2 separate regions of the Mus musculus genome follow, and region 1 is linked to region 2. Evidence: chromatin loops called from intact Hi-C (ENCODE). Cell type or tissue: heart. All regions are shown on one strand. Links, peaks and the distances in the headings refer to the core of each region. The heading gives the core; the rest is flanking DNA.

Evidence for each region. Hi-C counts contacts between places; a loop is a spot of excess contacts. Peaks named below come from ENCODE experiments on the same cell type or tissue, not always from the same donor. Only the 100,000 strongest peaks of a DNase experiment are listed, where the experiment ranks them.
Region 1: it touches region 2 in a loop (1.9-fold over the local background); 7 of 42 quality-filtered maps call a loop at or near these places.

The regions. Positions count from the first base shown.
Region 1 is chr14:72,965,859-72,982,567 of GRCm38, forward strand. It overlaps the pseudogene Gm9198. Among named protein-coding and RNA genes, the nearest start is that of Gm41208, 40 kb to the right of the region's middle. In heart, for the core only: no CTCF peak of the experiment used is centred there; no DNase peak of the experiment used is centred there.
Region 2 is chr14:72,866,842-72,883,550 of GRCm38, forward strand. Gm41207 (a long non-coding RNA gene) reads right to left here and starts at 2,956. Exons shown (of 3, transcript XR_874817.2): 1 at 2,738-2,956; 2 at 671-871; 3 at 174-330. In heart, for the core only: no CTCF peak of the experiment used is centred there; a DNase peak (open chromatin) is centred at 10,470.

The DNA of each region.
Region 1 (16,709 bases), core at 8,138-10,637, 98 kb after region 2:
TAGGGGATTGGTTCATAAGACGTCACCTGAGTATGACTCACTCCTTGTCCACAACTCCTCCCAGGAGAGCAGAATTGGCATCAAAGTACAAACAGCACCAGGCCCATCCACAACATAAACAAACAAAGGCTAGCCAGTACATCTGATCATATGGAAGGTGACTATGTATTACAAATAGAATCATAGTGAAGAAAAGTTTATGCAGAAATGTGCTCAGGAAACTTATGGGCAGGCTGGAAGTTCTTAAAGATAAGTGTCTCTTCATCCTGGCAGAAAGACAAATTACCTACCTAACTGAATGACTAAATATATGTACAAGTATAATGACTAAAATAATAGAGATTATAGATGTCAACAAAGTGTCTCTGAGGTCACACTAGGGTCAGGAGAGAGCACTTCCTTCCCTCCTGCAGCTTCTAGCAGCTCAAGGCATTCCTTGACTTGTGGCTGCATAACTCTGATGCTTACCGCCACCTCCACATGCCCTTCTCTTCTCGTTTGTGGTTTTTTTTTTTTTTTTTTTTTTCCAAATAAGTTCACATCCATGGAACCTTGGGAGACAACTTTCTTTTGAAGCCACGGTTGAACCCACTATAGCAGCTAAGTACTTAGAACGAGCTTCATTTAGACTAGCAAAGCCCAAAGAAGAGGAAGAACACACCAATCCCTTTCAGGTGCCATTTTTAAGAGTGTGATGAACAGCAGAAACCCTGTCTAAAATTGACCTTAACAATTCGGTAAATGGCTCATGAGAAGTCAAGATATAGGTTATCTTTGGGTTCTATTTAAACGAAGTTCAAAAGAGAATCAATTTCAAAGCTCCATATTGCCCTATACCAAGTTGATTCCTGTTTAATGTTGTTTACTGCATAAAAGATGTTTCATGTTTCCCACATGGTAGCCTGCAGCAAGGTAGTTCTTAGACTGAATAGAAGGAGAATCCCTGTGACTAAACAGGATAACGAGCAGGATATGACGAGAGCTTTAAATGAATTGTGACTCATACTTATAGGTGAGATGGGATCAATCCAATCCAGATTACATGCCTGATACTCAAGATATTTTTAGGAGGAAATGAGAGAATGCTGACCACGCAGCCAGCATAGCAGAACCTCAAAGGGTATCACCAAGAAGGAACGTGAGAGGCTAACAACTAAAAGGAATGTTCATATTGCTGTGTACTGTACATTAAGTATGTTTGTGATCATTCTGATAAATACTATCCTTAGTTGCATTTTTTCAGAATAGAAAACAGTGATAAAAGGTGGTATCTAGCTTATCTAAAGACACACCCAGTGTCTTAGTTAGGGTTACTATTGCTATGATGAAACACCATGACCCCACGGAACTCGAGGAGGCAAGGTTTTATTGGGCTTATGCTTCCACATCACTTTTTATCATCTAAGGAAATCAGGACAGGAACTCAAACAGGGCTGGAACCTAGAGACAGGAACTGATGCAGGCGATGGAGGGGTGCCACTTACTAGCTTGCTCCCCAAGGTTTACTCGGCCTTCATTCTTATAGACCCTAGACTGCCAACCCAGGGTTGGCACCACCCGTAATGGACTGTGTTCTCACCTATGGACTACTGATTAAGAAAATTCCCTTCATAGGATGGAACACAGGGCCCCCAATGGAGAAACTAGAGAAACCACCCAAGGACCTGAAGGGATCTGCAATATGAACAACAATATGAACTAACCAGTACCCCGGAGCTCTTGACTCTAGCTGTATATGTAGCAGAAGATGGCCTAGTCGGCCATCACTGGGAAGAGAGGCCCCTTGGTATTGCAAACTTTATATGCCCCAGTACAGGGGAACGCCAGGGCCAAAAAAATGGGAATGGGTGGGTAGGGGAGTGGGGGAGGAGGGTGTGGGGGACTTTGGGGATAGCATTGAAAATGTTAATAAAGAAAATATCTAATAAAAAAAAAAGAAGAAGAAGAAGAAAGGAAACACAACAATAAAAAGAAAGAAAGAAAGAAAGAAAGAAAGAAAGAAAGAAAGAAAGAAAGAAAGAAAAGAGAAAATGCCCGACAGGCTTGCCTACAACCCAATCTTATAGAGTCATTTTCATCATTAAAGCTCCCTCCTCTCTGATGATGATAACTTGTGTTAACTTGACATAAAACTAGCCAGTATTTCTATTAAGTGGGAATATAAGATTTAATGTCCAGGGCACGGGTCCCTTCCGCTCGACTCGAGCCCCGGGCTACCTGCCAGCAGAGTCTTGCCCAACACCCGCAAGGGCCCACACGGGACTCCCCACGGGATCCTAAGACCTCTGGTGAGTGGAACACAGCGCCTGCCCCAATCCAATCGCGCGGAATCTGAGACTGCGGTACATAGGGAAGCAGGCTACCCGGGCCTGATCTGGGGCACAAGTCCCTTCTGCTCAACTCGAGCCCCGGGCTACCTGCCAGCAGAGTCTTGCCCAACACCCGCAAGGGCCCACACAGGATTCCACAGGAGATCCTAAGACCTCTAGTGAGTGGAACACAACTTCTGCCAGGAGTCTGGTTCGAACACCAGATATCTGGGTACCTGCCCAGCAAGAAGAGAGCTTGCCTGCAGAGAATACTCTGCCCACTGAAACCAAGGAGAGTGCTACCCTCCAGGTATGCTTATAGAGGCTAACAGAGTCACCTGAAGAACAAGCTCTTAACAGTGACAACTAAAACAGCTAGCTTCAGAGATTACCAGATGGCGAAAGGCAAACATAAGAATCCTACTAACAGAAATCAAGACCACTCACCATCATCAGAACGCAGCACTCCCACCCCACCTAGTCCTGGGCACCCCAACACAACCGAAAATCTAGACCCAGATTTAAAAACATTTCTCATGATGATGATAGAGGACATCAAGAAGGACTTTCATAAGTCACTTAAAGAATTACAGGAGAGCACTGCTAAAGAGTTACAGGCCCTTAAAGAAAAGCAGGAAAACACAGCCAAACAGGTAGAAATCATTAAAGAAAAACAGGAAAACACATCCAAACAGGTGATGGAAATGAACAAAACCATACTAGAACTAAAAGGGGAAGTAGACACAATAAAGAAAACCCAAAGCGAGGCAACGCTGGAGATAGAAACCCTAGGAAAGAGATCTGGAACCATAGATGCGAGCATCAGCAACAGAATACAAGAAATGGAAGAGAGAATCTCAGGTGCAGAAGATTCCATAGAGAACATCGACACAACAGTCAAAGAAAATACAAAATGCAAAAGGATCCTAACTCAAAACATCCAGGTAATGCAGGACACAATGAGAAGACCAAACCTACGGATAATAGGAATTGATGAGAATGAAGATTTTCAACTTAAAGGGCCAGCTAATATCTTCAACAAAATAATAGAAGAAAACTTCCCAAACATAAAAAAAGAGATGCCCATGATCATACAAGAAGCCTACAGAACTCCAAATAGACTGGACCAGAAAAGAAATTCCTCCTGACACATAATAATCAGAACAACAAATGCACTAAATAAAGATAGAATATTAAAAGCAGTAAGGGAGAAAGGTCAAGTAACATATAAAGGAAGGCCTATCAGAATTACACCAGACTTTTCACCAGAGACTATGAAAGCCAGAAGAGCCTGGACAGATGTCATACAGACACTAAGAGAACACAAATGCCAGCCCAGGCTACTATACCCGGCCAAATTCTCAATTACCATAGATGGAGAAACCAAAGTATTCCACGACAAAAACAAATTCACACAATATCTTTCCACGAACCCAGCCCTTCAAAGGATAATAACAGAAAAGAAGCAATACAAGGACGGAAATCACGCCCTAGAACAACCAAGAAAGTAATCATTCAACAAACCAAAAAGAAGACAGCCACAAGAACAGAATGCCAACTCTAACAACAAAAATAAAAGGAAGCAACAATTACTTTTCCTTAATATCTCTTAATATCAATGGACTCAATTCCCCAATAAAAAGACATAGACTAACAGACTGGCTACACAAACAGGACCCAACATTCTGCTGCTTACAGGAAACCCATCTCAGGGAAAAAGACAGACACTACCTCAGAGTGAAAGGCTGGAAAACAATTTTCCAAGCAAATGGACTGAAGAAACAAGCTGGAGTAGCCATTTTAATATCGGATAAAATCGACTTCCAACCCAAAGTTATCAAAAAAGACAAGGAGGGACACTTCATACTCATCAAAGGTAAAATCCTCCAAGAGGAACTCTCAATTCTGAATATCTACGCACCAAATGCAAGGGCAGCCACATTCATTAGAGACACTTTAGTAAAGCTCAAAGCATACATTGCACCTCACACAATAATAGTGGGAGACTTCAACACACCACTTTCTTCAAAGGACAGATCGTGGAAACAGAAACTAAACAGGGACACAGTGAAACTAACAGAAGTTATGAAACAAATGGACCTGACAGATATCTACAGAACATTTTATCCTAAAACAAAAGGATATACCTTCTTCTCAGCACCTCACGGGACCTTCTCCAAAATTGACCATATAATTGGTCACAAAACAGGCCTCAATAGATACAAAAATATTGAAATTGTCCCATGTATCCTATCAGACCACCATGGCCTAAGACTGATCTTCAATAACAACATAAATAATGGAAAGCCAACATTCACATGGAAACTGAATAACACTCTTCTCAATGATACCTTGGTCAAGGAAGGAATAAAGAAAGAAATTAAAGACTTTTTAGAGTTTAATGAAAATGAAGCCACAACGTACCCAAACCTATGGGACACAATGAAAGCATTTCTAAGAGGGAAACTCATAGCTCTGAGTGCCTCCAAGAAGAAACGGGAGAGAGCACATACTAGCAGCTTGACAACACATCTAAAAGCCCTAGAAAAAAAGGAAGCAAATTCACCCAAGAGGAGTAGACGGCAGGAAATAATCAAACTCAGGGGTGAAATCAACCAAGTGGAAACAAGAAGAACTATTCAAAGAATTAACCAAACGAGGAGTTGGTTCTTTGAGAAAATCAACAAGATAGATAAACCCTTAGCTAGACTCACTAAAGGGCACAGGGACAAAATCCTAATTAACAAAATCAGAAATGAAAAGGGAGACATAACAACAGATCCTGAAGAAATCCAAAACACCATCAGATCCTTCTACAAAAGGCTATACTCAACAAAACTGGAAAACCTGGACGAAATGGACAAATTTCTGGACAGATACCAGGTACCAAAGTTGAATCAGGATCAAGTTGATCATCTAAACAGTCCCATATCACCTAAAGAAATAGAAGCAGTCATTAATAGTCTCCCAATCAAAAAAAGCCCAGGACCAGATGGGTTTAGTGCAGAGTTCTATCAGACCTTCAAAGAAGATCTAATTCCAGTTCTGCACAAACTATTTCACAAAATAGAAGTAGAAGGTACTCTACCCAACTCATTTTATGAAGCCACTATTACTCTGATACCTTAACCACAGAAAGACCCAACAAAGATAGAGAACTTCAGACCAATTTCCCTTATGAATATCGATGCAAAAATCCTCAATAAAATTCTCGCTAACTGAATCCAAGAACACATTAAAGCAATCATCCATCCTGACCAAGTAGGTTTTATTCCAGGGATGCAGGGATGGTTTAATATACGAAAATCCATCAATGTAATCCATTATATAAACAAACTCATAGACAAAAACCACATGATCATCTCGTTAGATGCAGAAAAAGGATTTGACAAGATCCAACACCCATTCATGATAAAAGTGTTGGAAAGATCAGGAATTCAAGGCCCATACCTAAACATGATAAAAGCAATCTACAGCAAACCAGTAGCCAACATCAAAGTAAATGGAGAGAAGCTGGAAGCAATCCCACTAAAATCAGGGACTAGACAAGGCTGCCCACTTTCTCCCTACCTTTTCAACATAGTACTTGAAGTATTAGCCAGAGTAATTCGACAACAAAAGGAGATCAAGGGGATACAAATTGGAAAAGAGGAAGTCAAAATATCTCTTTTTGCAGATGATATGATAGTATATATAAGTGACCCTAAAAATTCTACCAGAGAACTCCTAAACCTGATAAACAGCTTCGGTGAAGTAGCTGGATATAAAATAAACTCAAACAAGTCAATGGCCTTTCTCTATACAAAGAATAAACAGGCTGAGAAAGAAATTAGGGAAACAACACCCTTCTCAATAGTCACAAATAATATAAAATATCTTGGCGTGACTCTAACTAAGGAAGTGAAAGATCTGTATGATAAAAACTTCAAATCTCTGAAGAAAGAAATTAAGGAAGATCTCAGAAGATGGAAAGATCTCCCATGCTCATGGATTGGCAGGATCAACATTGTAAAAATGGCTATCTTGCCAAAAGCAATCTACAGATTCAATGCAATCCCCATCAAAATTCCAACTCAATTCTTCAACAAATTGGAAGGAGCAATTTGCAAATTTGTCTGGAATAACAAAAAACCTAGGATAGCAAAAAGTCTTCTCAAGGATAAAAGAACTTCTGGCGGAATCACCATGCCAGACCTAAAGCTTTACTACAGAGCAATTGTGATTAAAAACTGCATGGTACTGGTATAGAGACAGACAAGTAGACCAATGGAATAGAATTGAAGACCCAGAAATGAACCCACACACCTATGGTCACTTGATCTTCGACAAGGGAGCTAAAACCATCCAGTGGAAGAAAGATAGCATTTTCAACAATTGGTGCTGGCACAACTGGTTGTTATCATGTAGAAGAATGCGAATCGATCCATACTTATCTCCTTGTACTAAGGTCAAATCTAAGTGGATCAAGGAACTTCACATAAAACCAGAGTCTCTGAAACTTATAGAGGAGAAAGTGGGGAAAAGCCTTGAAGATATGGGCACAGGGGAAAAATTCCTGAACAGAACAGCAATGGCTTGTGCTGTAAGATCGAGAATTGACAAATGGGACCTAATGAAACTCCAAAGTTTCTGCAAGGCAAAAGACACCGTCAATAAGACAAAAAGACCACCAACAGATTGGGAAAGGATCTTTACCTATCCTAAATCAGATAGGGGACTAATATCCAACATATATAAAGAACTCAAGAAGGTGGACCTCAGAAAATCAAATAACCCCCTTAAAAAATGGGGCTCAGAACTGAACAAAGAATTCTCACCTGAGGAATACCGAATGGCAGAGAAGCACCTGAAAAAATGTTCAACATCCTTAATCATCAGGGAAATGCAAATCAAAACAACCCTGAGATTCCACCTCACACCAGTCAGAATGGCTAAGATCAAAAATTCAGGTGACAGCAGATGCTGGCGTGGATGTGGAGAAAGAGGAACACTCCTCCATTGTTGGTGGGAGTGCAGGCTTGTACAACTACTCTGGAAATCAGTCTGGCGGTTCCTCAGAAAACTGGACATAGTACTACCGGAGGATCCAGCAATACCTCTCCTGGGCATATATCCAGAAGATGCCCCAACTGGTAAGAAGGACACATGCTCCACTATGTTCATAGCAGCCTTATTTATAATAGCCAGAAGCTGCAAAAAACCTAGATGCCCCTCAACAGAGGAATGGATACAGAAAATGTGGTACATCTACACAATGGAGTACTACTCAGCTATTAAAAAGAATGAATTTATGAAATTCCTAGCCAAATGGATGGACCTGGAGGGCATCATCCTGAGTGAGGTAACACATTCACAAAGGAACTCACAGAATATGTACTCACTGATAAGTGGATATTAGCCCCAAACCTAGGATACCCAAGATATAAGATACAATTTGCTAAACACATGAAACTCAAGAAGAATGAAGACTGAAGTGTGGGCACTATGCCCCTCCTTAGATTTGGGAACAAAACACCCATGGAAGGAGTTACAGAGACAAAGTTTGGAGCTGAGATGAAAGGATGGACCATGTAGAGACTGCCATATCCAGGGATCCACCCCATAATCAGCTTCCAAACGCTGACACCATTGAATACACTAGCAAGATTTTATCGAAAGGACCCAGATGTAGCTGTCTCTTGTGAGACTATGCCGGGGCCTAGCAAACACAGACGTGGATGCTCACAGTCAGCTATTGGATGGATCACAGGGCTCCCAATGGAGGAGCTAGAGAAAGTACCCAAGGAGCTAAAGGGATCTGCAACCCTATAGGTGGAGCAACATTATGAACTAACCAGTACCCCGGAGCTCTTGACTCTAGCTGCATATGTATCAAAAGATGGCCTAGTCGGCCATCACTGGAAAGAGAGGCCCATTGGACTTGCAAACTTTATATGCCCCAGTACAGGGGAACACCAGGGCCAAAAAGGGGGAGTGGGTGGGCAGGGGAGTGGGGGTGGGTGGGTATGGGGGACTTTTGGTATAGCATTGGAAATGTAAATGAGCTAAATACCTAATAAAAAATGGAAAAAAAAAGATTTAATGTCCAGTGTTTTGTTCTGCTTTGATTTGATTTCACATGGACTCTTATCAAGTAACCCAAGCTATTCTTGTACCCAGGTTCCCAAGTGCTTCTATAACAGGCACATACCATCTTATTCCAGCTTACTTTTAGCTATGTTTCTATGAAAATTGTGTGTGTGTGTGTGTGTGTGTGTGTGTGTGTGTGTGTGCGTGTGCGTGTTGGAGGTAAGGTGAGAGCTGAGGAGTAGGGGAGGGGAATGGCTTATGGTAACAGCAGATAAATAGCTCAGTGCTCAGTATGATTAGAGCAAGGAGACAAGACAACGAGAGGCTGAGCTCAAAGCAACAGTGTTGGGCGATGACTGGGTCAAAAAACAAAACAAAACAAACAAACAAAAAAAAAAAAAACCCCACACAACTTGGGGAGGGCATGTGCAGGGACTGGGAAGGCATCCATGTTGAACCACAGGTTGCTGACTTCAATGAGTCAGCCTATTAACTGCCGTTAGCTGAAACTGTGATAACAGCCTGTGTTCATCAAGCACTTACTTGACAACAAATGCTTCATAAGGACTTGCTCATTTATTTAAGTTTCTCATTGGCCTGATTACGAAATAGAATAAGCAGCCACAGAACCCCAAAAGCACTTAGCAACCCTCATTTATTTAGCCAGTGTTGGGGGACGGAGGTTTGGAGGAGGTGAGGGTTAATGGAGGTTCAGCTGAGGAGACCTGGCTCTCTCTCATATACGTCTATTATCTTCCTCTTTTGATTAGCAGATAAGAAGAGATCTCCCTTACCAGATAACACTAGTGCATCTGATCGAAGGTAAAGATATTAATTCAAGAATAGATGAGTCACCCTATGAAAGGTTTTTAAAAGAGGGAAAGGAGGGCATGAAGAGATATAGAAACTCTGCCACTGGTCGTGACAAAATAAATCAATACAAAGACTTTAGAGAGCAATTTGGCAATATTTAGTAAAATTTCAAAAGTCTATGGCCCATGACTCACCAATTCCACTTGATTTTGGAATGAGCAGAATACTATAGATGGCGACTCCATGGAAGAGAAGGATGTCTTTGTAAATCACTGGGGAAATAAGAAGTCATCAGCAAATGGCACTAGGGATAGTGACATTAGATTATGACCATGTACTGGCTGGAATACAGATCCCAGGTAGATCAAATACATTTTCAGCATACGGCACTAGGGATAAGAACATTAGATTATACCCATGTACTGGCATGAATAGAGATCCCACATAGGTCAAATCAATTTTAGGGAGATTTATTCTGAAGATTATTTTTATGATATTCTCTTATGACTTGCTCACAAAGACCGTGAGTCATGAAATGGTTGCATATTTAAAATTCAAGGCCCTGCTCAAGAGCAAAGCCAGGCATCATATTCAAGCTACCTTCAACTGGCAACATGGCATATCCAGGACATAACTTGAACTCTTAGAAATCTATCAAGACTGGTAACCAATAACATGCTGAGACAGGTAGATGATATTGAGAAGCAAATCAAACAAGGAGGAAATTTTAATTTTTGTATGTGTGTGAAAATTTTCTCAGGCTCAGCCAGCAAAGTGTCTTAGTGGCTAAAGATTCCTGCCACCAAGCCTGACTGCCTGACTTCAACCCCTGGAAGCCACATGAAGAAAGGAGAGAATGAAGTCTGCTGACATCCACACATGTATTGTGGCCTAGGCATACACACATAAACACCAAACAGAAGTTCTCAACTTCCCCAATGATCAAAAAAAGCAAATTCAACCGCAAGGAGATATTATTTTATCATGACCAGTTTGGCAACAATTGAAAAATCTGATGCTATCAAGTTGGCAAGGATCAAAAATCTTACAGAGGATTTTCTTAAAGATTGTGAGATCAGAAGCCAAGCAAGATGCAGACAAAGACCCTGCACCAATGCTGAAGTCTCCAGGGAGTGAACCCAGTATAGTTGAGGAGAAACTATCCTTTGATGTGAGTAACAGCAGAGAGGCAATGAGGTTTTATGGGTCAAGAAAGAAACAAAACTTTAGAAAATTGACAGAGTTGGTTCCAGAGGGCTCAGGTCCAAGTGTGTAGTGAGTGCAGCTGCCGAGGGAGAGAGCCATGGCTTAAAACAAAGGGAGAACTTCAGGAAATACACACTGTCCTGTCAGTGTCTAGACATATCTAGACAGCAGAGAAGAGGAGGAGAGAGGAGAGAGGAGAGAGAGGGTACGGGGGAGAAGAGGAAGAGAGGAGGACCATACAGCAGAGGGATGGGGAGGAAAATAGGGGGCACTCAAAAAAATTTTTTTAAATACAATTAACATTGGATAAATCACTGAGCAGAATTGCAGTACAATTCAATCAGCCCACAGACAGGATTCTCAAGATTCTCAAAAATTCACAGGTGCTAAGAAAATCCTCTTTCCCCATCATTCACAGCAGCAGCACCGAAAAGGCATTCTTAAAAGGCCTGTTCTGAATCATGACTATGTGACACTATTGAGCCAGAGACAAAGGCCACTTTTTAGAAGACCCCTGAGAGCCCTGTGTGTGTGTGTTAATTTCTGTTCTATTGCTATGAAGAGACACCATGACCAACTCTTAAAAATAAAGTTCAACCATGGGCTTTCTCATGGTTTTAGAGGGTTGGTCTATGACCATCAAGATTGCATGCAGGTAGACATGGTACCAGAGCAGTAATTGAGAGCTGCAGACAGCAGGCAGAAAGAGAGACACTGGGCCTGGCATGGGCTTTTGAAACTCAAAGCCTACCCTTAGTGACACACCTCCCCTAGCAAGACCACACCTGCTACAACAAGGCAACACCTTCTAATTCTTCCCAAACTGTTCCACTAACTTGGGACCAAGCATTCCAACATATGAACCTATGGGAGCTCTTCTTCTTCATACCGCCATATTATGTGTGTTGGCGTGGTAAGAGGGCTGCACTTTAAGAGCTGACTTATGGAATCTCTCTTCTCCTAGCTAAAGGTGGAGTCTTTGAATCAGAAATGCAGTGTTCTATGTGTTCGAATCTAGCATGAACCACAGATTCATGTAACACTCATTTCCTGAAGGAGAGGCAGTGCTGCAAACTAGAAGATGCTGGTGGAAAGCTTGCCTACAGAGTCTCTGGAGACAGGAAGACAAGCCAATGAAAGAACCAACACCAATTCTCCTCAAGCCATTCCACAGATTTGAGGGAGTGAATGCTATCAAACTCAGTTGACACTGAGTCATGATATTGCCATGGAGACAAAACTGATCAAGGACACACAAAAGAATGGGCTGTGTTGGTTACTGTTCTGTTGCTGTCAGAAAAATGCCATGACCAAAGCAACTTACTTGAAAAAAAGAAGTTGTTTTGGGTTTATGGTTCCAAAGAGATGAGAATCCATCACAGTGGAGAGGCATGGCCACACAGCAGGAGCAGGAAGCTGAGAACTCACAGTTTCAGGTTTTTTGTTGTTGTTGTTTTGGTTTTGGTTGTTTGGTTGTTTGTTTGTTTTTGTTTTTTTTTAGAGCTGTCAACAGAACTTTATTCATAGAAACTGGGCAGTCAGACCGACTTAATGGAGCTATGACCCCTGAGGCCCAGCCCCTCGTTTGGACCCAAGTGAAAAGTGCGGAATGCTCTCTCCACTGCCGGAGAGATCCCAGGAGGAATGCTATGTTCTATGCCATGTAGGGAATGAGTAGACATCTGGTTGACCCTTCCGAGGCTCCCCATGGAGCTGGGGTGCCTGAAGGTGAATGGTCCCAAAGCCAAGTGTAGCTGCACCCCTGTACTCAGGGATAAACTCCTGATCCCAGGTCCTGGTCAAGTTGGGAGTCTTTAAAAGACAGTGACAGGCAGAAGTGGCTCTAAGGGCATCTGCAAGTTTCTACTCCTAGACCTACCAGGGCAGAGGCTCTGACTGAATATAAAGGTTCAAGATCATTCCAAACCAAGAAAAAACAAAAAAGAGAAAAAAGAATCAAGATCACTCTAAGGCCCATGAGTTGCCAAAATCCTCAAACAACACTGATGTGGCATGGCGGGGCCTGGGGGAAAGGACCAAAAACTCCAACAAAAGAGCCAGAAGCAGAGAAGGACAACCCTAGAGGCAGGCATCTGGGTGGGCCCTGGCAGGTGCAGCACAAGAGCCCACCACAGAGTCTCAAGGCCCTTGCATAGTGACATGCTCACCACCCTCAGCATCTCAGGGCCCCACACAGGGTTTAGAGAAAGTGTTACTCTGTCCCACCCAGACTGGAGTCTTCCAGAGTATTCCAGCTACACGTCCTGGATATATGGCTTGAGGCTTGGCAGAGTCGCCGCCTTCGGGGGCAAAGAAGACTCAGGCCAGAACCCAGAGGCAAAGTGTTGATGCTGTCCCGGTGTGTGGACCTCAGAGGTAGACATTGAGGGTCTGCAGGATGCTGCGGTGGCAGAGCGGGCAGTTGGGGTGATAAACAGGGTGGCGCATGAGAATCTCAGTGCAAGCCTGGCACAGGCACAGGTGCCCGCAGGGCAGAAGAAGCACCGTCTTGCTCTGGTCCTGGCAGATAACACACTTCTTCTGCTCTTCTTGCTCCTTCAACAGCTTCCATGGGTCCTGCCCAGCGGCAGGCTCGTCCTTGTTGAGTTGCTCTCGGCCTCTAGCTGGTGCAGCTCGGATGATCTCCTCTTCTGCTTCAGGAGGAGTGTCCTGTGGCTGGATCCTGGCTGAGAACACCCTCCTGGGGCCACCTTGGGGGGCTCCTGGTGCTCTGCCCCGATTTGGCCAACTGGCCAGTTGTGGGCTGCGGCTCCAGACTCTGCACCAAGCCTCCAGACCTAGTGGAAGGCGAGACAGCCGAACGATATCCTCCCAAAGCCGGTGGTAAGATGTGCGGGCATGAAGCTGACTGAGAGCTTGGGTGGCCAGCCTCAGGGTTTGTTCTGGATGCAACACAATCAAAATTACTGCCAGTACGCAAGCTGGCAACACCAATCCAGTGAGGTGGAAAACCACACAGCTGGCCAGAAGGCGGCCGGCTGAGGCCAACAGCTCCAGTGCTAGCTGGCAGGGGGTCCACAGGAGAATGGCCATAGCCACTGCACTGCTGGAGTTGTGAGCGAGGAAAGCAGCCACCATGTCTGTCATCCTCCAAAGAGGCCCGGTTACAGCATCCCACAGGGCCAGCACCAGGGAGAAGAAGTTCTGGGTGCCAATAAGGCAGATGTTGATCAGACTGTTGATCACATAAGGCCACCAGGCTCATGGCAATAGCACAGATGTCACAGGCCTGGCGCAGCAAAGCATGGCCATTGGAGACCATGTTCAGGACCATATTCAGGAATTCCCGGCTCCTCAGAGCTCCGTGGGAGGCCAGGTGCCCCAGTAGCTTTAAGTTCTCCAAGTCAGAGCAGCAGCTATAAAGGAGCGTCCCCAAGGCCTGAAGTCCCCCGAAGGTAAATCGGACCACAGCTTCAACTAAGGCCAGCAAAGAAAGCAGGAATCCTCGACCCAAGTGCAGAAGACTGGTCAGTACCAGTACCGTGTGTGGCAGATTGTAGATAAAGGCCAAAAGCCAGGCCAGGGTAGCCAGGAGGGAGGACGTGAGCAGGAAGTTGAGATCCAACGTCAAGTTCAGCAAGTCCAGCACCAAGCCCACCCCATTCACCACCAAGTAGACAGGCTCCATGATAGAGCTGCAGAGTTCAGGACAAAAGGAAGGCTGGCTCCTCAGGGAAAGCGGTGTCAAGGTTGCCACTATTGTGGCGAGATCGGAGTGAATTTGGAAGGGATGCGAACGTCTAACCAAGGGTGAAGCAAGGGCTACAGAAGTGGGCTTCAGGGAACTTTTACAGGAGGGAACGGTGTCCCCGGCTTGGAAGGCGGAATGTTCGGGAGCAAAGAGGTGAAACATCTCTAAAGTGACAGCGAGCCCGGACTGGAGGAAGCACCTCAGCATTAGGAGCCTGGAGCTGTAAACATAGCCTGGCCACGGGTCAGACCGGGAGGAGACCCGCAAGGATGGGACGGAGTCGGAAAGGGCCGGGTCGGGGTCGGGGCCGGGTGGGGGCGGCGCAGGCTGGGCACGGGCTCGCGGTCCAACCACGCAAGTGCCCCTGTCCCTGCCCGGCCCCTGTCCTCCCGCTCGCCCCGAGTGGCACCCAAAGGGAGAGCGGGACGGAGAGTCAGCCTTGGCAAACCCCCAGCGTGGCCTCGACTCCACTGGGCGCCGCCATCTTGTTTGCGACTCACAGTTTCAAATTTAAACACAAGTCACCCAGAGGGGGAGTTGCAAGTGGCACAATGCTTGCATGTCCACCTCCCATGACACACTCCTCACAAACCTCCTAAACACGGTGCTACTGACTGGGAACCAAATCCTCGATTATCTGAGGCTATTGGGGTATGGAGTAGTCACATTCAAACCACTACATAGGCCACTGTCCCTAAGGAGTGTGGATGCTAAAAGTCCTCAATAAAATACTTGCAAACAAAATTCAACATGTTGGAACCATTTGCCGCACACACAAAAGAAAATTAGAAGGCTTCATTCCAGGTATAAAAATATGTTTTAACACTTGGAAAAAAAAACAATAGGAGTTACACAGCATTTTAGCCAACTTGAAGACAGAAATCACATGATCATCTCAACAGATGGAGAGAGCTGTCTTTGCTGAAATCCAACATCCTGTCATGATGCAAGCTTTGAGGAAACTGCAGAGAAAACAATAGACAGTAACCAAATGTCACTGACCACAGAGAATAGAAGAGCTGTTTTGTGCCAGTTCTGTAGAGCAAGCCCGTCTTGTGTTGGCCTCTCCTGTGATGGTATGATTGGTGCACACACAACAGCTGGCTTTGTATATGAGTTCTCAGGGCCTGAACTCAAGTTCCCAGGCTTCGTGGCAGGCACGTTCCCCACTGCAGCCCACATCAATATTCTGAATTCCCAACAGTCATATCACTGAGTGGATAAAATTTACCTAATCATAAAGATAGGAGGATTCATTTCTATGTTAGAATAGTTAAGTGAAATGTTGTATCTATTTATGATTCCATATCTAAGTAGCCAATATTTTAAAGCCTTGGGGGTGGCAGAAATCAACACTGAAACAGGAGTTAGAGACTTCTGGCAATTAGTAACAATAAAATAGAAAGGGAGAGAGGGGGCGAGGGAGAGAGAGAGGGGGACAGGGAGAGAGGGGGGAGGGAGAGAGAGGGGGGAGGGAGAGAGAGGGGGAGAGGGAGAGAGAGAGAGGTGGACTGTAGCTCTCCCACTCCCCACAGGAATCCTCAACCACAACTCTAATCTAGGACAATACACCAAAAGGTTAACATGTGATAAAGCTGGGTGACAGAGAGCTGGCGTTTACCGTGCTATTTTATTCCCTCTGGCTTCCTAGAAGCAGAAAAATCTATCGACAATATTCATTTGAGACCTCTAGAGACACAGGAATGAAAATGTGCATTTTGCTTTGCCTTTGTAGGAAGCATGAGATGGGGGACAGAGGAGGGCACGGGGAGGGATCTCGGCAGAGGGCAAATGCTGGTTGCAATGAGACGAGCTTGCTGCAGGACTTTGTACCTGTAGAGGACTCTAAGCCATTGTTCTGAGCGTGGTGTTGACACTATAACACTGTATCCGTGTGGGTTTGGAAATGAGTGCATCCATGTTTGTGAAGGTTTGGAAGAGCTAGGGCAAGCTGGAGTCATGACATCACAGGAAAACAAATGGCCTGGAAGTTTATTGTGGCCAATGCAAACCTGTGTGGGCTGTCACCCTCTTAGGGGAAATTCTAGCTATTGCTTAGCACTGGAGGAAATACTGCAATGGTACCTGTGTGTGTGGTAGTGGTGGTCTGTGTGGGAGGGAGTCCTCTCTTCATGTCACCTTTATATACACAGGGACTTCCAGGTGAGCAGCCACAGGCCCCTGAGCAAGCTGAGAAGGTAATATCCCACACTGTTCTTTGAACAGCTTCAGCAACGGTAAGTGTATCCCAGACTTTTATCCTGTCTCAGAGCTCATGGGTCAGCTCCCAAGGGTTGTGACCTGAAGCCAGTACTTCAAGAGCCTGCTCCTGCTTTAAATACAAATTACATGGCTTGGAGTTCCCCTCCATCTTCCCTGAAAGCAAACAGAATGAAAAGATATCTAATCTAAGAATCTTTTCATTCATGAGCACCCTTTTGCACCTAGCACTGGGCAGAAATGAGGAGCCAGGGACAAAATAAGGGGTTGGAGGGTCAGCTTGGATCTTTGGGGAATGTCAGGTCAACAAACAGGTGAAGTGTCAGAAGAAAAGTACTTGGTGGTGATTCTTACAGCATCCTCTGGGTCTGAAGAGACCG
Region 2 (16,709 bases), core at 9,465-11,964:
AATGAAGGCAACACAGGAAGAATAAAAATTGGAATATGGAAAGACATAATTCACAATGCATCCAAAACATCTTTGGAAATTATTACAGCAGGCTATTTATTACTTTGTTCTTAATGATATTGTGAAGGAAACCATTAGGACTTAGTAAACTAAGACTCCTGGGAAGTTTCTGTGAGGGTCCAGATGTGATTTCTCAGGCATGAACTTCCATGGGTCTTGCTTGTTATTTCTCTGAACCCCTGAACCCCACGTGACTGTGAAAGCAGAAGGTCCAAGTATTGTGATGTTTCCATTGTAAGAGAGCCAAGAGGAACCCATAAATCCAGATTCCTAAGACAAACAAGCAGACAGAGGCGTAGTTATAGAAAATCATGAAAGTGAGTTAAACAGATATAAACAGTAGTCAAATGATTTCTGGGATAGCCTGGGCATAAAACTACAGGCTTCCTTCACAAGCAGTTAGCAAGCAGCACCATGCTAAGCATTGACACCGGGCCATATTAAAGCCGACCCATGCTTTCACAATGCTGTGGTAATAAATGGCGATAACTTTCCACCTAGAATTCTATAGTCCTTACCTCATAGTCATCTGTGAGGTAGATAAAACATTTCTGATATATGCGACATATCAAAGAGTTTACCTCTTACATACCTTTCCTTAGGAACTTACTGGAGGAAGCATTACTGCCAAAACTGGAGAATTCGGTCAGGAAGACAAGTCTTGTAGGACTCAAGAAATAAAAGATCCAGATGGACAGGAAGGACATCTCCCAGGCAATAGGTAAAGGACAGTGACAATGACTATTGCGGAGCTACTCCTGAGAGCAACTGGTTCAGACAGAAGCAGGTTAGAGGAGTACTGGAAGGATTTCTAGAAGAAGATGAATTTACGGGTCATCCACATGGCTTAGCTGGTAAAGGTACTTGCTGCTAAGTCTGGGGGACATGAGTTTGACTTGGGGGGGGGACCCGAATAGTAGAAGATGAAAACAAGTCTCACAGGTTTCCTCTGACTTTTACAGACTACCCACATACTTACACACATGCACAACATTCACTTTCGCAAACAAGTAAACTGTAATAAAAATAAAAATAACACTTCAAAAAGATGACATCAGCACTGCTTCTGCATACAAAATGGGTACGATCACAAAGAGCTAGGATAGAATTTTTGGCTACTCAGAAAATTAAGCAAAATCAAAACATGATCATTATTAATTCTGGGAAAAGTAAACAGAATGAAAAAAATTTTATAACACACTTCACGGTGCAACTATGAATAGTATCTCTGGCCGATAAACACAATTTATCAATCTAAAACCTATTATAAAATTATACAAGCACAGGAAGGGGGTTTTAAAAAAACTGTGGTTGATGCAATACCTAAAATAGTAACCAAAAATACAATTAGGGATAATACTAAGTTAAAGAATTAGCTTCAAGCAACAAGCATATGTGTTTTAAAACAGATATTTTGGGGATTGGGCAAGAAGGGCTGGTGGAGGCTGTTCCTGCTCTCCGCAAGCTCTGTAAAGCTATTTTGCACACCATCAGGTGGTGAATTGGGGTCAAACTAAAACTAACGGAGTGTGGAGTCCCGTGCTTAGGATCCTGGCTCTCCCGCTAAGGCTAAGGCAGGAGGATCAACAGTTCAAGGCTGACCGGCCACATAGTGAGACGCTGGGTCAAAAATAATAGAAGAAAAATTCTCACATGTATGGCATCTTGGGGCAAGTAATTTTACCTCTGTTGACCTCATTTGCAAAATGCAGGGGAGGATAGATTAATTTTTCTGTCCAGATGGCCTCTGACCAATAAACTTACATCGTAAGCCAAATAGTTTCTGCTTTAAAATCAATGCGATCCCAAGAAGTGGAGTCTACTTTTCACCATTGGAAGGGATGACAGGTTCACTTAGTTGAATCCCCAGTTTCCAGGAGGAAACCTAGAGGCATGGAGCAGTTTGTTCTAAGGTACCAACTCCTTACTGAGAACTTCCTATACTGTACCATTGGTCTCTAGATTTTGATTGGTTTATTTTTTAGTTTGTCAGAAAGTGTTTGCGGGGGCGGGGGCGGGGGCGAGGGGTTGCTTATGAATGAAGCAAGCAAATCACACAGGACTCCATACATCTGATTCTTACAATATTATTTCCCATGGTGTAGGTAGATAAACGTCATAGGTGGACTTCTCTCTTCCTCCCTCTTCACCTCTGTCTTGGCAGAACTGTGTGTCTGCCTCTAATTGCAAGCCCAGGTTAAAGTCAAGGTTAATAACATTTCTAACTCAGAAATGAATCGACCAGTGTCGATTTCTGTTGGGTGTCACCAAACCTTGCTGAGGCCATTAGTAATTTTCCAGACTTATCCCTACACTCGGCTCGTGGCTAAATCAATGCTCCAGTTATAACGGAGACACAGAGCCAGTATATGAAGCCGGAGATGGCTGGCAAACAGCATCGCAGGTGACATTCCGCCCAGAGCACGCTCTGCATCCTGTGAGCCACTTCCCTTCCCCCAGTCAATTTGCTGTGCTTGCCTGCCTGCAAATACAAGAGGGAAATCTGAGAGGCCAGTTACTAAGGAGACCAAAAAGGTGCCTTCTGAGTCATTCTCTGTTTGGAGGGAATGTGGGTGTAGTTTCTATGGCGGAAGCCTCGATGGTGATTAATTCATTTTTTTTTGACGTCCATGGCAGGCCGCAAGGGATGAAGAATTAATTTCAAATTAAGCCTTACCCTTTCGACAGCACTCAGAGCTAGCGAGGGAGAAGCTGGGGCGGCCGACTGGCAGGTGACAGAAGAAAGTGACTCACTGAGTCGGTGTATGGAGGCGGGTCAGAGGAGAAGCCTGCTTTCATGGGGAGGATAGGAGACAGGCAGAAATGTCCGGGTCAGTAAACGGCTGCGCCTTGGGGCCAGATAAAAGCACGGGAACAAACCAGTCATCTGACCCAGGAAAAGGAGCTGGAAAGGAATGGGAGCATGAGCCTATCTTGCTTTTGTGCTAAACCCTCCATAACTGCCAATTTCAACCAAGGAACCAACGCTGTTAAAAGAAAAGATGTGGAGGAGAAGATGTCGGGAGACGGGGGTTGGGGGAAGCAGGAAGAGACATTTGACTTAATTCTGACTCCTTCCTGGGGACTGCAGTACCATGGTGGAAACATCATGAGGTTAGACCACATGCTGTGTGCAGTCCCAGGAATGCCATCCAGTAGCTGGGTCTTTAGACCTCTGGGCAGTGCAGGCCTTGCAGGAGAGTTGAAGGGCTCTGCAGAGTTGAAATAGAATCACAAAATCTACCTGAGCTACTCTTCCGGAAGGGAGCGTCTAACTTGGCCAATTAGAATGTTTCAACAACCTCTACAGCTCCTAAGACATCGAATCAATCTCTAGCTTGGGAATAAGAAGGAATGTCTGCCTCAACGGGAAGCTCTCTTAGCTTCTGATTATCCACTGGATTATCGGAGTCACATAGAATTAAGCCAAGCTTCTCACAGAAACTGTTGTTTTCTTCTGATTCTATTCTTTCCCCCATTTGTTGTTCCTCCAGAACACTGTGGGAAATTTAGTTCTAGCCACCCAAATCCCCCATTCTACCCACCCCATTCCCTTTTGTTCTTAAGAAGTGTGACTTGAACCTAGCGCCCTGCTTATGTGAGTTAAGCACTCTACCGCTAAGATACATCCAGAGCCCCCCTTTACCATTTATTTTGAGACAGGGTCTTACTAAGTTGCCCACACTGGCCTTGAACTTATGATCTCCCTGCCTTAGCCTCCTGACTATCTGGAAGTACAGGCATGCAAAATCACTCATGGCTTCTCTTTTCTTATTCCTCCTCCTCTTCCTCCTCTTCTCCGTCCCTTCCTTCCTCTTCTTTTTTAACAGAACTATAGTTGCATGCTGACAGCAGCCGAACTGCCTTCCTGACTTCCAGGTGACAGTGACATGTGAGCATGAATACTGAGTGGCCAGCATCAAATGGCACCAGGATGCCCTTCCTCTTCCTTTCCTGTGTCAGCCCGACTGTAACCAGGGCACACTGCTGCTTATTTCAGTCCTGTGGCAGGTGACAGTTTTCTGGTGAATGATGGGGGAATGAGTATGAAAAAACTTGGCTCACTGAATGGCATCATGGACCAGAGCTGCTTGCCAGACTTGCATATTATATGGGATGTAATACAGGAGAGTAGCAGGCCAATCGAAATGAACAATGCAGCAGTACATGGCTGTCAATGGATCTCTGAGCATCCGCAACTTAGACTTACCTTACCTAAGCTAGGTTCTGCTAGGGTGTTCCTCAGAAATAGGTACAATGGCTGGATTGTATGGTATTGCTCCAGAGCAGAAGAACACTTACCTCTACTCTGTGGATACTATCATACTTCATAAATGGAACCTAAGATTGAATTTTTTACATGGCTATAGCATACTGACTATAAGCAATCTAGACTCCTAAAGTCTCTTGCCCGCGTTGCTGCTAATCCACATGCTCTCTGACCCACACTCATGAAGTTGGAATTCTGTCCTCTATTCTCTTGGCTACTTCCCCCAACCTCCCTGGATACTCTGGAGTACCGTGACATATGAAACCTCATTTTAGCTTATGTTCATCCTTTGATGCTTATATAAAGAAATAAAACACTTCAGATATTATTCTTATGCTAAAACAGTGCCAGAATCCTCATTATGCAGCTAGGTGGTATCAGGACCACCTTGAGGCCTGAGCAATGTGGACCTGTGAGTAGAGAAATTGTTGACCTTTGATGTGATGTGAAAATAAATACTGGAAACCTTGTGGATCAGGGGATTTTCATACATAAATAAGTGGTCACTCTGCAAACACTGACCACTGTTGAAACCCAAGACTCTTGGGCAAAGAAAGGGCACCTGGAGACTTCAAGCCATCCATGATGTCTTTGGTTCACTTGCGCTCATTTTTATTTTTCCAAAACTAAGCACTTTAAAGTACATTACACTGCAGCTACCTCATGCACATGGATGGGTAAGATGGATCAAATTTGAAATGTCACTTCATATTTGTCAGCATCCACACAATGAAGTGCTCAGTCCATTCTTTTCCGTACTCAAATAAACTATTAACGACCATTCTTCATCAGCAGCCTCAGGAGCTCCAGGACACCTTCATTTCATCCACCTGTCTCTCAGGTCTACCCAATCAACATCCTCAGCACAAAAGGACTGTGTGTTCTGTTCAGGTCTAACCAATCAACATCCTCAGCACAAAAGGACTGTGTGTTCTGTCTAAAATGTTGTTTATGGGATGAGTGATCCCTCGAATTGCTTGGGCCACAGTAAGAATTCTGTGTTGACAGCCCCTCAAAGAAACAAAGATCTGCATCCTGGCAACCATTTCATAATTGGTGACAGATCTAGAGAGTTCAAGTAAGTCAGAACTCTGCATTGATATGCGCCATTAAAGAGAATTTAGAGAATTAGTGGAAGTGTGAAAATAATTATGATAATTCTGTTTTTAAATTAATTTTGAAGTTGGCATAGAAAGTGATATATTTCATTATGGCATTTTCGTGCCTGTGTGTTATACTTTCTCCTTATTCACCCCATGGTCCCCATTGCTCTCTGAATCCTCATTGTCTTCCCCTTGCTGGTCTTTCTCCCTCCAAATGGTCACCTTTGTGCTTCAAATGCATTATATTACTCTTACCCCACACCCCTAACCTTTCTTCTTCATCTTCTTCCTCTCTCACAGTCCCTAGCCATATTCTACTTTCAAGTCGCACACACACACACACACACACACACACACACACACACACACACACACACATTTAACTCTAGACTCAGCATATCAAAATAAAAAAGGATACTATTTGTCTTTCTGTCGCTGAAATATTTCATGTAGACCTAATGACCTCAGGTTTCATCAATTTTTCAGAAAAATCCCATGATTTCATTTATGGCTGAATAAAAATCTACTGTGTACCACATTTACCTTTTCTGTTCCTTGAGGTGAGTTCCACTTTCTGGCAGCTGTGACTATCTCAGCTAAAGGCGTAGCTATCTACCCAGGAGTGGCACAAGTCACACAGAAGTGCTGTCTTTAGTGACTCAAAGGAACTTACATGCTGCCTTCTGCGCTGGCTTTACATTGTTTACATTCCCATAAGCACTGTGTTCAGTTTTCTCCATCCTCACAGGATTTGCTGTCATTTTTTTTTTCCTCACCGCTGGCCATTATGAATGGAGCAACACAAAACCTGAAAGTAGTCACATGCTTTGTCAATTATTTATATTCGTATTTAATTTTCTAGAGTTGTCAATTCAGCTCACATGCCCGTTTATTAGGTAATTTTGTATGTTCATTATTTTCAATTCTTTCTGTAGTCTAGATATTAATCACTAAGCTGACACAGAGTTGGCAAAGATGTTTTTCCTCCATGATGTAGCTCTCTCCTTATACTGGCAATTGCTTCCTTTTCTGAGCAGAAGCTTTCTAGCTTCATGCAATCCCATCCTTCAGTTCTTGGGACTATTTTCTGTACTATCAGAGTCTATCCCTGGAGATGGTCTTCCTATGTCACCTTCTAGTGGTCTCTCTCCCCCCCCCCCTCTCTCTCTCTCTCTCTCTCTCTCTCTCTATTATGTTTTGTTTATGTTTGGTTGGTTTTGGTCACTCAGAGCAGCTTTGAATCTTCCATTTACCTGAACTCCTTACTGCACTCTTTCGAGCAGCATCTTGCTCTTCAACCAGACCATCCTGAAACGTAACATAGCCTCCTCCTACTTTAGCTTTCCAAGAACTGGAATTACAGGCATGAACCATTATACTCAGGTCTTTCACGTCTTTTGATGCTCTCAAAACCTTGTAAGGGGAACTGTTTAGTGCCCACAGGTTTTGAATTCTCAGTACTGAAACCTAGCCCTATTCTAGGACTTAAGAAACCTTCTAATTTGTTAGCATTTAAGCCTCTAATAGGCTTACTACAATTTGTAGACCCACAGAGTTAGGTATAAAGTAAGGCCCTAGGAAGGAAGTAGAGGATCTCCAGAGTAAAGTGAAATAGAATATCTAGTTATGGAGAGATGGAGGTGGGGAGACTAAACTGGGAGGATTAAATGTGGAGGGGGATGGGAGAGATAAGAAGGACTATAGGAAGGGACGACAAACACCAAGGGTCATTTAAGGAGTCACAGTCTACAACTGCAAAAGCTTCCTAAAATCCATAATACGTGACAGAAATATACACGGAGTCACAGAATAACAATGGAGACAAATCCGCAATGAGATATGTTTTGCCACCAATGGAATCCTTCAGTGACAGTAATGGGTTACAGTAGTTGAGTATTGGTAAAGGGGGCACCATGAGAGTCTCCAAAACATTTCAAGCTATTGTCAAGGTGATTGGTTGCTCTCCACAACAGTAAGGCCCTATAGGTGAAGACAATAGTTATGTACCTCACTGAATGTGAAGCTGAGCTGGTACCTAACTAGAGCCTTCATCAGTACAGACGAGTGTTTGGGATACTGGAAAGTACTCTGCAGTAGCAGAGAGGAAATATAACCACCAGCCCAGCTACAAACTGCAGTCTCCACCAGTGACCTGCTACTCCGCTTGATATCTTCTTATCAGACATAAAGATAAATGACTTCCTCTCCATCTTTCTGAGCTCAGCCTCGGGACCATTTTTTTTTTCCAGGAACTTTCCGGACCTGTCAACTACTCAATTCTCATCAGTAGAGGATTTTACAGAGTTTTGCATATTGGTCACCATTGCAATTTGCATGTTTAGAGAATTTCTTGATAATTGTATGTTATTCTGCAGTAACAAGAACTTGCTTGTATACTGTTGCTTCCCCAGTGTCTAGCCTGATGTCTGGCATGGTAGCCACTCAGTAAATTTAAAAAATGAGTGACTTTGTATTTGTTATAGAGAGGAGTCACTGTATAATTGGTTTTTCTTCTCTTCTTGGATTGGGATTAGCAGTTTGTCAACATGAAGTTATTGAACTTTATGAGGCAGAGAGAATTGTTCCTTATTTTTAATAGTCCCGGAGTGTGTGATATATGAAATCTGTGCCATGGTTTTAAGAAAGACAAATAAGGCTCAACAAAGAGACCAATCTTCATCTTGTGAGCCATGGTAGAGTTAGATGAGTAACCAGAGACCAACGAGCAAGCAAGGAATTACTTCCAAAAATAACAGAGTACACATTAGCAATATAGCTCAGAATGATGGGAGGAAAGTTACTGAGAGCCTGCCCCCCTCATCAGTGACTTGGAACATTTTCATTAGGGATTTCTCTGCTCTGGACAAGTGTAATATGCCACAGTGACTCACCACAGGTAGCCCATGGTTAACTTTGCACAATGCATCACAGTGTGAACTATTCTAAATTTCTGATTTCAGAAAGAAAGGAGACAAGCCACCTTCCAGACCCAGGTCAGTGTTTGTAGGGCTACAACAATAAAAAAAAGAAGCCATTCTGAAGATTGAATATGGATTAGAGAAATACCACTCTTGTCACCCCTCAACTATATGGACTCTCTTTCCTTTTTCTTTTTCTTTTTTGTTGTTGTTGTTGTTTGTTTGTTTGTGTTTGTTGTTTTTTGTTTTTGTTTTTTTCAAGACAGGGTTTCTCTGTATAGTCTTGGCTGTCCTGAAACTCACTTTGTAGACCAGGCTGACCTCGAACTCAGAAATCTGCCTGCCTCTGCCTCCCGAGTGCTGGGATTAAAGGCGTGTGCCACCACGCCCGGCTTCTTTTTCCTTTTTCAATTGCTGTGGGACAGAAAAGGGCTATATAGGACTTAAAGCAACAGACTATCGTAGCACCAAGTCACTGATGGGTGACATCTGTAGCAACATGGCTTCATTAGCCACATCTCGAAATAGAAAAACCACAGAGGGGGCTCTCAGAAAGGATGTATGGATGGCACAGAGGAACTAGGGAGGAAAGACAGTACTTGACAATCCCCCAATGGGAAGCAAGGAAGAAGTGAAGTGAATATCCATCTTACAAATACGTGAAGACGGTTCAATGCCCTGCTAGCCTGTCTCACTGGAAGAGTAACCTGCATCTTGAACACTGTGTGAAGAAGATGCTGTGTTGTCCATGAGAAAACCAGAAGCTTAAGAAAACAAATTCAGCTTCTTTTTTTTTCTTTCCAATTTTCTATTAGGTATTTACTTCATTTACATTTCAAATGCTATCCTGAAAGTCCCCTATACCCTCCCCCCACTCCCCTACTCACCCACTCCCACTTCTTGGCCCTGGTGTTTCCCCTGTACTGGGGCATATAAAGTTTGCAAGACCAAGGGGCCTCTCTTTCCAATGATGGCTGACTAGGCCATCTTCTGCTACATATGCAGCTAGAGACACGAGCTCTGGGGGTACTGGTTAGTTCATAATGTTGTTCCACCTATAGGATTGCAGATCCCTTTAGCTCCTTGGGTACTTTCTCTAGCTCCTCCATTGGGGTACCTGTGTTCCATCCAATAGCTGACTGTGAGCATCCACTTCTGTGTTTGCCAGGCACTGGCATAGCCTCACAAGAGACACCTATATCAGGGTTCCTTTCAGCAAAATCTTGCTGGCATATGCAATAGTGTCTGCATTTGGTGGCTGATTATGGGATGGACCCCCGGGTGGGGCAGTCTCTAGATGGTCCATCCTTTCGTCTCAGCTCCAAACTTTGTCTCTGTAACTCCTTCCATGGGTGTTTTGTTCCTAATTCTAAGGAGGGATGAATTGATCCAAGATGTTCTACACGAAACATAATGTCCCAAACTCCAGAACCATGGAAAAATAATCTCATCTGAGCTCGCCTAAAAAGATGACAATATATTCAGTCAAAGCGCTGATGAGCCATTGTTAATTCAGACCAAGATTAACATCTTTTCATAAGAGACGAATTTAAAGGTAGACCAAAGTAGGAGGCATTGGTGAAAGATGCCAAAGATGTAAGGTTTTGAGAATGGTGATTTCAGAAGCATTAGTCTTGAATACTTAAACACACAACAGTGGGCAGGGTGTGGCAGTCATTTGTTGCTTTTGGAAACCCAACATCAATCTGCTTTCCATCATTTGCTTCCTCTCTGATTTCATTTAAGAGTACTTTCTTCCTCTCCATGTACCACCCTGATGGCTAAAGAAACACACCACTTCTTTTAAGCAAACCAAAGAAGCTCTTCATGTCCTCTGTCTCCCTGAGAGATGAGCACATGTTGGCTCAACTAATTGAACTGTCTTAGAAGTTTGCTTTCTTATTTGTTTGTTTAGCTTACATGGCTGACGACTGGTGCTAGGGACACACACATGCTAGGCAAGGGTTGTACCTCTCATCTGCATCCCCAGTCTTAGTCTCTTGAAGCTGAGTCTCAAGTAAATGGTCAACAAAGATGAGAAAGCCCTTCATCCACAAGGCAGGAGCTGTGGCTGCTCAGCCCATTCTACTTCACAGCTGTGGCTTGATTTTATTGCCCTGAGCCTCCTGGTGCCTTGGCTTCTGTTGATCTTACTGGTTCAGTGCTTATTTCTCCAGCCTCCTGGGGGATTCTCTGAGCCCTTATGTCTTTCCAACAAATTCCTTTGGCTGAAGACAACCCAAATGACTAATAGACAAATGGTAAATTCACATGAAAAAGCCTATTGAAATGGTATGAAAATAAAGAGCACTCAAAGGTTATGCTCAGGAGAGACATGGCTTGGAAAAGTCTGGGTTAGGAGGATTCCAAGGTGCAGAGAGAACTGAGGTGCGTGGAGCTTCTCAGACTCCAGTGTAGACCTCAAAGTTAGACCAGAAACAGCCACAGGAACAGAGAAGACCAACATAGTTGTGTCAACAATACAGAAATGTCTTAGAGGTGTTTAATGGTTGAGATACAATATGGAAAAGGAGCTAGATTTGTTTTGTTTTGTTTAAAAAAAAAAAAAAGCAAGGGAAACAAAACAGCACAGAGATGAACAAATTCCCTGGCTGAAGGGCAGGGGAGAAGGTGGTGACTAAGGACGTGAAAGACTCCGAGAGGAGCCCCTCGCTCAGGCCTCAGGACAATAGCGGACACCCAAGAACTCACGACAGACCGAGCTTGTTGCAAACCACATGAGGCTTTATTCGGGGAAAGCCAGAGCTCTGGGGACGACTCATAACCCACACAGGGGTAGAGGAGTCGACCTTGAGGGGAAAGAGTTCCCAGTTTTTATAGGCCCTCAGGGGGGAAAGTAGAAGGGGGAGATTAGGGGATTTCCAGATCTAAACAATGTCTATTCTCAAGAAATGGGTATGGGAGGGGTACAAGGAAAGAGTCTAATGAAGGTGCAGCAATGGGCACACACCTGGTCAGAACATTGGCAGACACACAGGTTCAAGGAGTGGCCAGAGCATTGTGCACCTCTATTTTTCTAAATCAGTGAAGCTAGTTCTGCTAACACTGACGTCTATCTTGCCAATTTCAGGGCTTCTGTGTACTTTTACATTCTGCCAGGATCTTTCAGATGGAGTTTCTGCCCTGGGACAGCCAGGACCTAAGACCATGGTGACTTTGGGGAGCCAGACTTGTAGAAGACATGCTGAGAGTGCCATGTGCCTCTATGGAAGGAGAGAGGGAGGACAGAAGGGAAGGGGAGAGGGAGAGAAAGAGGAGAAGGAAAAGGAGAGGAGCCGAAGGGAGGGGAAGGAAGGGGAAGGGATGGGAAGGGGACCCTTATTCCACACTTTCATAATCAGACTTAGCTGGAAACCAGGCACTCAGAATATGGAAAATGTAGCTCACAAGGGAATTCATTAGGAGACAGAGAATAAACCATGACCACATAGGGTGGAGAAAGCATTCACCTCACCTGGAAGAGCACTGTGGTATTTAAAGACAAGATCTGAGAAGGGATTGATTGCATGGCCTAAGTTAAAGCACAGCTGTCTGGAAGACACTAATCATATGAATCTCCTGTTGCTGCTGTAACAAATGCAACTTTAACACAGCACAGATTTCCATTACAGTTCTGGAGGTTTTAGAAGTCTAAAATCCATTTCACTAACCTAAAGTCAGGGTCACCCAGGCTGGCTCCTTCTACAGCTTCAGAAGAAAGCTGCTGTTTATTTTGAAACCTTCAGCCTCTAGAGGCCACCTGCACTGTTTGGCTGTAACCCCCTTCCTCTAACCATTCCAGTCTCAGGCATCTATTGCTGTATCTCCTTCAGTTACAACCTTCTGCCTCCTGATATAAGAACTCGTCATAATTACATTGATCCCATCAGGATGACTTATGTTATCTCCATTTCAAGATAATGCATGTTATCACAACTACAAAGCATTCTTTGCCATGTAGGGTAGCATATTCTCAGGATTCCCATAGTAGGACACGAGGATCTTTGGAGTGTTAATTATTCAGCATACCAACCCTTGGGGTGGAGACCATTGCACGGGATTGTTGGAACTGGAAGTAAGCAACTAATTTACAGTGTATTCTGAGATCCAATTTGTAAAATGGGATGCTACACTTTACATGAGCACTGACAGATCAAGAGGGTCCTTGATTCTCATTCTAAGAGGTAGGTATATAGAACACACATGACCTTGGATCTGAGTTTGACTGGATTCTCAGCCCAAGCTCAGCATGAGAATTCAGGCAAAGATGCTCCTATTTGCTGCATGCTGCAGGACTCTTTGTCAGCTACAGAGTTTTAACCACTTCATCTGAAAAGATGCAAGATGTGAAGAATTTTACTGAATTCCATCCAAACTTCAAGAAATGGCGGGGTCTACCTAATGCAAACAATAAGAAACAAGTCTAAAATCCAAACAGATAATAAAATAGATTTTTAAAAAATTAGTTTAGCTTGGACAATAAATAGGTCAAAAATTTCAGGTGGTCAGATGAAAGAATTCTGTATAACAGTAAATCTGGAACACCCATCTGACGGGCGTGGGCTTTGGCTTCTTCACTGTCATAGCTGCTATCAGGAAAAGCTTCCATGTGTCCCATCATGATACAGAAAGAATTCCTTTGGGAATGACACATCCCCCAGACCTGCATCCTGGCTCAAGCTCTCTAAATAATAAGCAGTCCCAAGCTTCCTGGGACAATGATCCTGTTGTGGCCATTAGGAATTCAGAAATCTCAACCTGCCTAAAATATGAAATAGTTAAAAACTTGAATATAGAGATTACAAAGTCCTTAAAGCCTAATATTACAATTTGTGTTAAATGCACGAACTTGTAATAGACACGTAAGAGTAAAAGTACTTATACCAAAAGGAATTTCTTACATGAGAAGTTCAAAAGTTAGTCTGATGTATTTTATTTAAGAAATATGTTTGGGTTTGGGCTTATTTAAAATGGAGATGAGGAAAGTGTACTTAGATTATAATCAGTGTGATTCCTTTTCAGATAACTTAAAATGTTTAATTCATTATATTTACAGAAGTCTTTAGATAGTGGAGGAGAGGTATTATTTCTTCTGGTTGCGGTCTGCCTATTTGGCCTCTGAAGGGTTTATGTAGATGCTTAGAGTGTTCAACATGAATAGGTAAAATGCCAAAGTCCCTTGTCTTTATGGAATTTCCTAGACGTATAAACAATCTAAAAATTTTCTAATTGAACCACAAGCCTTAAGCAAACAATGTTTTACATGTTTTTATGTATTCAATTAATTTAATTTTGATCATCAAGTAAGTCCTTTTGTCTTTAATTAAATGCATCTTTGTTAATTACCTTTGGCATGATGGATTTACACCTTATTTTGTGTTCCTTGATAAAAAAGGCTGGAGTCTGTGTACCCCAGCATCCTTTGAGCAGAATAAGTTTCCACACAATTGCAGGGCAGAAGCAATGGGTTCTCCTCTAATGTTGAAAGCGGGTGGGGAAACAAATCGGGATCAGACTAGGCAGGCTGGAGCTGCAAGGGTCCTATAACCCGAGCATTAGGATGGCTGACTGATCAGTCTCAGGCAGCATTGCCTGCTCACGTTTCCCAGGTCGCCCATCTCAATGATAAGGTGTAACTCTGGATGACTTATCACCTGTTTGCAGTTGCTTTGTGTGTGTGTTTCTGAGTTTCTCCTAAGCTTACTACCCCCCCCAACACACACACACATGCAATCCACCCACCACCTTGATTGTGTTTCAGTAGAATATTTACCCTGACACTATAACATCCTGGGGTAGGCAGAATATAGCTGGGCTCCTTCTTGGAACTGAAAGAAAACATACCAATGCAGAAGTAGTGCGAAACTCTTAGGTGGGCTTGCTTCAGCTCTGCCTTACCATCTGGGAAAATCCATCTACACTATTTCCACCCACTCAAGACACTTGCAAATATAGTATTTCTCAGAACGAACTGATTTTTCAGATGGTGTTTGTTTACATAGGGGACATGAATAGTTTCAAGAGTCCCATCATTGATAAAAAGTATCACTCTGGGTATTTAGTTTAATGTACCCTTTGGAAAAAACTAGATTTTTTTTTTTACTTTAAATTTTAAGAAATATAACCAGTAAATAATTTGAAGTCTTGACCATAAAAGAAATAGTTGCCCCCCCCCTTTTTTTTCTTTTAATCTCCCCAAACCTAAATTTTTCCTCTCCTCTAATCTTCTATCATATCTTTGGCAAATACTAGGGAAAAAATCCACTAAAAGCCATGTTCTTTTCTTCTTTTGATAAATTCTGTAGCCCTTTTGCATCTACCGTAGTGGTATTTAAGAGAAAGTGACCAGACAATAAAGGGTATAGGTTTGGGTTTATAGCAAAGGATTTGGTAGTAGATGCCAAGGCTTTCCTAATGTCGGCAGAAGGTCCAGGTGAAAAGAGCCTGGAGCCTTCAGTGGTTCTAATGTTGATCCTAACCCTGACCCTGACCAAGACCTTAACACTCATAAGAGGAACAGAACGTCTACCGTAGTCACTCCCTAAAGATTTTGGTGTGGTTATTAGAGTTCTGCCTTTTTTCAAAGAATAGGAAACCATTTACTGATCAGAAAAAGTATCTATGCAACGAGCTTGCTGACAATTCTAGACATCACTAATAGTTTTAAGAGTTCTTTTTATCTGTTTTTCTTTTCATTTTTACTCTATTTTTTAAAGACCACTAGTCATTAGATCACTGCTTATGACTTCATGAAATAAAATATTCAAATATAGAGATTAAATTAATTTCCTAACTTCTTCTATCACTTTGATGTGTCTTTTCTTGACCAATAAACATATGAAAGATTGTCAACGTCACTATTCAATAGAGAAATGCAAATCCAAACTACAATGAAAGAGTTGGGGGATGGCTCAGTCAGGAAAGAACTTGGCACACAAGGTCAGATCTCCAGCACCCATATAACACAAGCTGTGCATGGTCATTCGAGTCTATAATTCTGTCCTCAAGGTTGTTGGGAGCTGTGAGAAGAGATGAGAGGCTGCCTAGAGCTTGCTGGCTGGCTGTTTCTGTGAGAGGATCACGTGTTAAAGTAAGGTAGAGCTGATGAAGTGGCCCAGCAGGGAAATGTGTGTGCTACCAAGACTGCTCATCTGAGTTTGATTCCCATAATCCAGGTGACAGAAGGAGAGAATGACTCCTGAAAGTTGCCCTCTGACCTCAAAATGCATGTCATAGCACATATGTACACACACGTGCATGCACATGCATTCAATAAATGAATAAATAAAAAGAATTTCAAAAATAAAGTGGATAACAACAGTGGAAGTCATTGACATCAATCTCTGGCCTGCACACACATGTGTGCACATAAAAGCACACACACACATATACATACACAAGCACACACACCAAACACACACAAACACACACACATATACACACATACACAAGCACACACATTAAACACACACACAAACACAAGCATACAAACACACACACAAACACAAGCACAGACACAAGCATGTGTGTACACACACACAAGCACGCACACCAAACACACAAGCCACAGTGAGATATCATCTCATACTTACTAAAATATCCAAAGTAAAAAGCAAATCAAAACAGAAGATTGAACATTAGAATGCAAAACTTGGATCTCAGGCATTGCCAGTGAAATAAAAGTGTATCCACTGCACCCAGCACTGCAGAGAGTCCTTGAGAGATGGAACACAGGATTGCTTTTGATCTACCAGTCCCACCCACTTCTGGACATGCATTCCCCAAAATGAAAAAGAGATTTGATTAAATGTCTGCAAACTGAATTAATGGCTAAACAAATGTAGCACAGAATATATACACAATGAAGTATTTTTCAGCTTACGAAAGGAAGGAAATTCTGACTATACTACAACCTGGATGAGTCTTTGGGACATTATGTTCAGTGACAAATGCTGTATTATTCTACTTATGAAAGGGGGATCCAGTGGCAGAAATGATAGTTGTCAGGGTGTGTGGTTAGTTTTGTTCATTTTATTGCATCGAGAAACCCCTATGAGATTATGAAATCATCCCTCTGGGTGTGTTTGTGGTGGCTTCTGGAGTCAGAGGACCCTGACTGCTCCGACCTAGTGAGGGATTCATCCCTGGACAGAGTCATAATATGTGTTAATGATCTTAGCAGTAAGTAGAGGCCCAGTTGGAAGAACTAGGCTCTCACTGGGTGTGCATATTTGAAAGTTATATCATACCCCCAGGCTGCTTTTTTATGTGCTATTTGCAATAATGCTAATAACTCCTCTGCCATGAATGCCTGCCCCTTTGATGCTCTGTCAAGTGACCAGGGGCTGAACCCTCCGA